Linked DNA regions of Mus musculus: region 2 is linked to region 1. The links are chromatin contacts, found by Hi-C in ENCODE. All regions are on one chromosome and are shown on one strand. The core of a region is the stretch at or near the end of the contact, and the rest is flanking DNA. Distances in the headings are between cores, read along the strand shown.

Evidence for each region. A loop is a pair of places that touch in the nucleus more often than their neighbours do.
Region 2: a loop to region 1 is called in a map of heart, with 6 times the contacts of the local background. The contact joins the promoter of Tfap2a here to the promoter of Nrn1 in region 1. A Hi-C loop is called at or near these places in 5 of 37 maps with a recorded cell type or tissue (ES-E14, heart and left cerebral cortex).

What each region holds. Positions count from the first base shown.
Region 1 is chr13:36,733,143-36,736,827 of GRCm38, forward strand. Nrn1 (neuritin 1) reads right to left here and starts at 1,335. Exons shown (of 3, transcript NM_153529.2): 1 at 1,094-1,335. The coding sequence starts at 1,148.
Region 2 is chr13:40,732,178-40,736,056 of GRCm38, forward strand. Tfap2a (transcription factor AP-2, alpha) reads right to left here and starts at 1,618. Exons shown (of 7, transcript NM_011547.5): 1 at 1,493-1,618. The coding sequence starts at 1,543. It overlaps Gm26688 (predicted gene, 26688), which reads left to right. Exons shown (of 3, transcript NR_125899.1): 2 at 1,234-1,603; 3 at 1,845-2,985.

The DNA.
Region 1 (3,685 bases), core at 85-2,584:
CCAATTTCTCTATATTTCTTATGAAGAAAAAATGTTAAGTATTTCTTCTCTTGTCCCACACAAATTCCCTGACGCACCCCTGAAATGCTGCAAGGATTTGTCTGTAAAGAACGCTCCAGCCTGGCACGAACAGTTTTCTCCATCTGCAGAATAACCACTGGGAGACTTTCTATTTTTTTCCTTTTGTCCATTCTATTAATAAGCTGCTTTAATTTCCCTTTTCAGTTACATTAATTAATGTTTCCATCCAGTATCACATAAGCGGATTCACTAGTACTTAAAACATTTGCATTTTGGATGGAAAAATATAAACTTTAAAAAAGCCTCCCAACAGTGTAGCTGAGACTCACATTCCTTAACATGAAATGGGGGGGGGGGCTAAATAAATCCATCCAATAAACCGCCACAAACAAAAATTACAAACCCACGAAAAGACAAAATGCGAACACGTTAAACCACTTTCCTGTATAAAAATAATAGAGATGCTAATCTGCCAAAAATCACAGACACACATGACCCTGAAAAAGTATATCAGTGAATATTTGGTTGATTTATCCTTCTCGGAGTAGTCTGCGGTGCCCGGAGCAAACGCTGCAGCTAAGATCTAGGGGGAGGGGCGGAGGAAGGACAAAGTTCTAAATGCTGCAGTTTGAGGGCAGCCTTAGAATATCTTTGCTTTCTGCATATAAACTTTTCAGCCCTAGCTACCTAGGCATCTTATTCCTCCCTTTACCTTTTGACCCCTCAAGATAGTATCTTGCAGTATAACAGGGGACAAATGCTACGAGCGCTCAGATCCTGTTTTAACCCCAAAGAGGGAGGAAAAAAATGGATGTGCGCTTTGGAGAAAAGGGAGAACCCCCCTTGGAAAACAGCCGGTCACACACACACACTTCCCTGCAAAAGAAATCACTTTCTTTAGGAAAACCAAACCAGAACTCCTTCCAGAGTCCCCAAGAGCTAATGCCCCGACTCAGGGAGTCTGCAGGGTTTTCTGCAACCAGCGGCAGACCCTGGCCAGCAAGTCCCCTTAGGCGCCTCTGGGGTAGGCAATCTCCGGTCGCCTACCAAGCCGTACCGGGCGGCCACTTACCTATTTGCACCGCGAGGATCAGTGAAATATATCTGCCGTTCAACTTAAGTCCCATCCTACGTTTAGTCAAACCATTTGCGACCGCAGACCTTTAAATAGTTAGTTTAGAGAACGCGGGGGAAAGCTGAAAAATAGGCATTGCCAACAAGTTCCGGGAGCGACAGAGACTTTATGCACTGGGAAGGCAGAGGGAGGAGAGAAAGAGAGGGAGCGAGGAAGAGACAGAAAGAGAGTGAGAGAGTGAGAGGCTGGGGGGGGGGGGGGAGAGCTGGGAATGGTTCACTCCATTAGGAGGGGGCGGAGGAAGTACAGCCTCACGCCCACGAGCAGGCCTGACGTGGGGGATGACACGGATTGATTTTTTTTTTTTTTTATAATATAGACACCTTGGTAGAGAATCACCATTTATAGTCATAAGACTCTGGAATTAATCAGATATCTCCAATTAATGTGCGATCTCAACGAAATCTCGCCTCTCTGTAGTGACTGATTTTCATCCCAGTGGCCACCCCCGCCTCCTCGTTCCAGGGGCCCCCAGCCCCGCCCCCTCCCTGCGCAGAATCGGGGCTCCCTCTCCTCTCCCCGCCCCGGAGACGGGGAGTCCTGGTGCGCCCACTCGATTGTTCAACCTGCTCCCTCCTTCACTGGCGCCACAACGAACCCAGACACTTCCAACCCTGCAGAGAGGTTTGGGGAGCTTTGGGCCCAGGGAGGACAGAGGGGAGAGACTCCTCCGGTCCGAATCACCCTTCTCTCGCCCTCAGTGGGGTGCAGACCCCCTCACTTGCCTACCCTAGTTTTCTCTCCAGCCCCACAGTTGAGCTCTAGGCGCAGCCTAGAGCGCGTGAGCACATAACCCGGCCCCCCAGCACACGCACACACTCACAAAAGCGCACGCCCGGGAGCGCCCCCGAGCTCGCCCGCACACTCCGCACGCGAGCGCGCGTACACACCCAGGCCCCGGGGGTTCGTTCGGCTCGCATGGGGGCCCCCAGAAATAGACTCTGCGTGCCCTCTTGTGAATGTCACTATTCGCGACGCTCACCCACCGAGGGGCATCTATACCAGGCATAGAGACACCTATTTTAGGGGGTTGGAAAGGCTGTCGGGCAAGAAGCCTAGGCTAGGGTAAATTTCGGTTTCTTGTGGTTTACAAACTCTTCGCGCTTTAGGAAATTTCCAAGGCAAGCTCTGGTGTACAACTCCTTTCTGGGGCCTCCTGAAGTCATCTGTAGGGTCACACTGACATGTTGATACACGCACCCACGTCCATCACGTACACACCCAGACCCACACACACCTGCGCTCTTTATTTTATTTTTTGATGATCCAGCACTGACTGCAGTAAAGAAATATCTCTTCAGCTGCGTTCGTGCAAGGTCCTGTAGTGGATCGTGTAAGATGGAAAAATAATCAGGGCTACTTCTTAAATGAAATTAAGTTTTGATTTTTTTTCTCCTTTTCTGCAATGCACCACACCCTCTTTCCCAGTCTGAATTCTAGCGTCTTTAATCAAATGTTGATGGCCGCATTGGCTAACTGTATTACTTGAGCCAATGAAGAGATATGCGAAAGGAGAAAAATAAAAGAGCCTTCATATTTTATAAGACTGCAGGGCGACCGCGTAAGGCTAGGTTAGTGGCAGAAATGAAAGGGGATTAGGGAGACCGGGCTTCCGTTTAATTTGCCTTTCGAAGCCCCTGCACTGGGAGCCCACACAGTCAGCCATCTGTGCACACAGACGGAGAAAGGGAGAAAAGGGTGCAAAACTGGGGTCAGGTGACGGGCGGTGGAGGGACTGAGTAGGACCGCGAGGGTCTTGAGGCAACTAGAAGCTGAAAAGCGCGCACCGAGGGGACCCAAGCTTGCAGCCCTGCAGAACTGCAGAACCAGGGCAAGCTGCCACGGCTGTAGGGGCGGAGCCACGTCCCTGCCCCTGGTGATGTCAGTGGTGGGTGGGCGGGGTAGCGGGGGCGCGCTTTCCCGGTGTCCAGGGGCCCAGTGGCGGGGCCAGGAGTTTCCTGCCCCAGTGTTCAGAGGCTCCCAGAAAAGCAGAAAAGGTGGGCGGGAAGGAGGCGGGGCGAGAAGGGTGGCGAGTGGGGGGGGGGGCGTCCCTCGGACCCTCCCCCAATGCTCTCCAATGGTAGAGAAGGGGCTGGCAAGGGGCGGGACCTCAAGGTTGGAAGCTCTTCCCCCATACTCCCTTGTCCCTTCAGGGTTCCACGCACAGGGCCACCGGTTTCCCCATCTTCCACCCACGTCCGTGGCTCTGAGCCGAGTCCTCCTGTCTCCGCTCCAAAGTCTCAGAGCCTGAGTACCCGGGAATTTACATTTCGTACCCTCAACGTCCTTGCCTTCTCCCGCTCACGCATCGGGACCTTCTAGAACATTTTCAGTGGGTGCCATGGGATCTTCCCTACTACATCCCTTCTCACTTAAAACCAGAGGCTTCAGGTGTGAGGAAGCTGCATTGAAAAACTAAATGGAGCTGAGTGAATCGTGCGCTCAAGGCGTCTGCAGTCCTGCGCGCCTGCGTAGATTCTGAACCCGCTGTTCCTTGCCACCTGGGTGCCTGCTGGTCCTTCCCTTTAC
Region 2 (3,879 bases), core at 368-2,867, 4.0 Mb after region 1:
GTAGAACCTAGCCCTGCCGGCAAAAGTCACCCTTAGTCTAGAAAACAAAGCTGTCTGGTCCTACATGGGGTTCCTGGGCCCCTCTCGGCGCACCACAGGAGTCCCCAGAGAAGCAGGGATATTGGTAGGGATGCCTGTCACCTGGTGTCCCAGGTTGGGAGTGGAGAGGGATAAAGGGAAAGACGGAGAGGAGAAAGGCGAAAAAACCCAGCATTTTAAAAGAAAAGGGGGAGGGAGCGGGTGACACTTCCCTCACGTAAACCCAGTTTCTAATTTCGAGTGAAGTCAGAATTTTTGCCTCTGCGCGCCCGCGAGCAGACGTTTTAGCCGGAACCCCTAGCTCCAAATGCCGAAAGGGGGGGGGGGGGAAGAAAGAAAGACAGACAGACAGACAGACAGACAGACAGACAGACAGAAAGAAAGAAAGAAAGAAAGAGAGAACAGCGAAAGTCAAGGCTACTACAGATTTGGATAATCACGGGCTTCCCACCCCTCCGTCACACCACTCGCTGATCAGCCCCTTTCAGTGGGGTATGAAAAAAAAAAAACCCACACACACACAACAGGCTGAGGCCATCCCTCCCCCACCCCCCGCACAAGCCGTTGGTTCTTTTTTCATGCCTCCCTGACTGTCCCAAAAGTTATGCTCTGAGGCTCTGGGTTTTAAAATGGGTTCCCAAGGGACGGCCCTCTCTCTGATCCCAGCGGACTATCGGCAACTGGAGACGATCGGCTGTCGCCCCAGGATTTTCAGGGTCCCGCCGCTAAGCACTGGCAGGTAGAAGGGGGATCCCTCCCCCGTCCCCGACTCCCAGAGGCCGGTAACGCACCCACACCCAACCACCACCACGGGGTGTGTCCACCCCGAAGCTCGGCGGGAGAAACTCCTTAGAACTTCAAGGACTATAGCAGCTAAAGAGTGACACCAAGGGCTGACGTGTGGGCTCCCAAGCCGAACGTGCTTTACAGGTCAGGGCGAAGTGTGTGCGCCCTTCTCCAAATGCAAGAAGGGAACGTCTTTAGGGAGAAAGAAAAGAATGAATGAAAAAGGGGGTATTAATGTCAGGGAGGGAGTGAAAGGGGGGACATGGTTTTATTTTCTTCCTGCTACTGTAGGCACCCCCAGGATCTCGCTCAAACACACCAGAGTGCACAGGCACGTGCCCAGTTGCCAGCTTTTTTTTTTTTTTTTTTTTTTTTAAATCCAAGCTCTTCTCTTCCTTCCACTCTCAGGCAGAACCAAAAGTAACCAGGAGAAAAGGGGAAAGAGTGGAACACGAGCTTCGAAAGACAAAAGTGAAAGAACCGAGATCCATGTCCACTATCTCCAGCGTCTCCCCTGTGCTATTCGGGCGACATGGAGGGGTGGGAGCTGCGCGGGTGTTAAGTTTGTCCCACTCGCATTTCGCGTGGAGAGAAGGAGGAGGAGGAGAGGGAGGGTCGATCTCCAAGCCTGTGGCCGCAAGGATGACTGAGTCGGCGCCGCGCTTACCTCGCAGTCTTCGTACTTGATATTATCCGTCAGTTTCCAAAGCATTTTCATGGATCGGCGTGATCGGATTTGCCCCTCTGCGCCTCGCACCCCAGCGGAGCTACTCTCTGGGTTAGCGCAAAGTGCGGGCTGCGGGCGGTGAGCAAAAGAGGAGGAGGGGGGGAGGAGGAGAGGAGGGCGAGGAGGAGGAGAAGGGTAGGAAGGGGGAGGAGGAGGTGGAGGTAGAGGAGGAGGAGGGCCAGGAGAAGGGCGAGGAGGGAGGAGGAGAGAAGGGTTAGAGAGCTCCCGTGTGCGCTCGGAGATCTCCCTCTAATGGTAGAAACTTTTCCCTTTTCCTGCTCCTCGCGAACAGCCTAATCGCCTCATTAGCATATCAACAATAGTCCAATTGCTCGCCAGGACCACAATCTGCCGCCGGCCGCTCCGACCCAGGTATAAAGGCCTCTTCTAGCCGCTAACTTGCTCCTAGAGCACTTGCCTGCATGCCAGCCTGCAAGCCCAACAACTCTTCCTAGAGCTCCAGCACCCTCCCTGTTCGAGCGTCCCCTATCCCCAATTTCATCTCTTTCCCCTTCGCCTGTCTTCGGGTCCTGCTAGCCAAAGATGCTTTGGATAAAGCTCTGTACTACGCAGGGTACCAGCGGCGGCGCCTAGGGACCAACTTTTAGTACCCCACCTCCCACTCTTACTACAACCGCCACTATCTGCCTTTCGTCCCCGTCCGATTTTATTAGAAATCATTATCCCTTTCGCAATGAACCGTAGCCACCAAACCAGGACCAGCAAAGTCACTCCAAGAATTTTGCCCAACTAGAGATCGCCTCCGCTCACGGCTGTTACCCCCTCGGGCTGCAGCGCCCTGGGAGTTTTATTAGCTTTGCGCTCCCCCCTCCCCCCAGGTTGGAGATTCTGCCAGCCGGCTCCGGTGGCTCGGTTGGGGTTTGCGATCTCTTAATTGCTACGTGTAAAATAAAAGTTGTACCCTGAAGAGGTTACTCGACAGATCCGGGGGTTAAATGATTTTCCTCCGGTTTGTATGAAGCTGAATCGGACTGACTATTCATCCGGGCGTTTGGACTGTAAGGTTTCCCAGGTGCAACGTGGACAACAACACAGAATTCGGATGGGGATGCACAACCCCTTCTGGAGTGAGCCAAACCGCAGACCCATGAGCTCCTGCGACTCTCCATGCGGTGTCGTACATGCATCAAAATAAAACATTAGGAACCAACTCTTCCTGTGCAAATCGGCTCCAGTTTTCCCAAGATTCTCCTTTTTAATTAAAGAAGGACGCGACCCTTTATGACTTGATGTTACTAACGCCGGCGTTTTGGCGGCGCAATGGCCGGCTGGTGAAGAACCTGAAGGCAGGAGACACCCCTTCCCCAAGTTGGCCACTCCTGACTCCGCCCAGGGGCTTACTCACTCCACCGGGACCCTTCCTCCCTTACTGCAATTATTCTAAAGTAAGATATTAAAAAAAAAAAAACACTAAAGACTTTAATGTGACACTCTGATATAGAGGGATTTCTCTGGCTGAGTTTTCCCACTAGCACTTTAAAAAATATTTTTATCTGTCTTTGTCCTGCTAATTGTGGATCAACGACAGCAGATCTCCTCAGAGACCTCTGGTTCATCTGATTCTTTTTTCTTTGGTTTTTCTTCCTTCTTTTCTTTCTTCTTTCCTTCCCCCCCCCCCACCCCAAATGTCCAGGCCTCCTCGATTTCCATAGTGAATCCCTCATGGGGAAGAAGACATCGGCAAATCCAAGTGTTTGCTAACAGGTGGAAGAAAAGCAAGAGAAGAGAACACCAGCCTCCACTCAAAACTGTAGAGGTGCAATTCTCCTTCCTGAAGACCCTGTCTAAGCTAGAGTCTCTTCCCCGAAAAGCCAGAGACAAGACCAGAGCTGACAAGTGAATTCAAAGTCTCAAGGCCCTGGGTAACCCCTAGAGATGCCTTTCCACATTTAAGTAGCACTTTGGCTGATAGGTGTAGGAACTTGGCTTCCCACTCTGCCCAGGAAAAAAAAAAAAGGTCAATTTCTAAGTAAAGCTCCGCAAGGTTTTTCCCCCAAGCTCAACTGACCTGTAAAAAGGCTTAAAACCTAGAGCTCAGTCTCTGGGAGGGGCCAGCACCTCCACTTTCCCCAGAGGCAGCCACAGCCCGGTGCCCTATGACCTGTAGGCCCGCTCCAAGGCCTCAAAGCAGGGGTTTTTACGTCCTGCGGGCTCGCCAGGGTGCTTGCGGGGAACTCGTAAGTTTCGCTTTCTTTTCCTTCAGTTGTGACCTAGGGGGAAGGCGCTTAAGGGGTTATTTGCTCTCTAACCCGACCCCCCCCCCAATCCCCTCCCCTGTCCCCGCAGCTCAGTGCCGGCGGATCTCT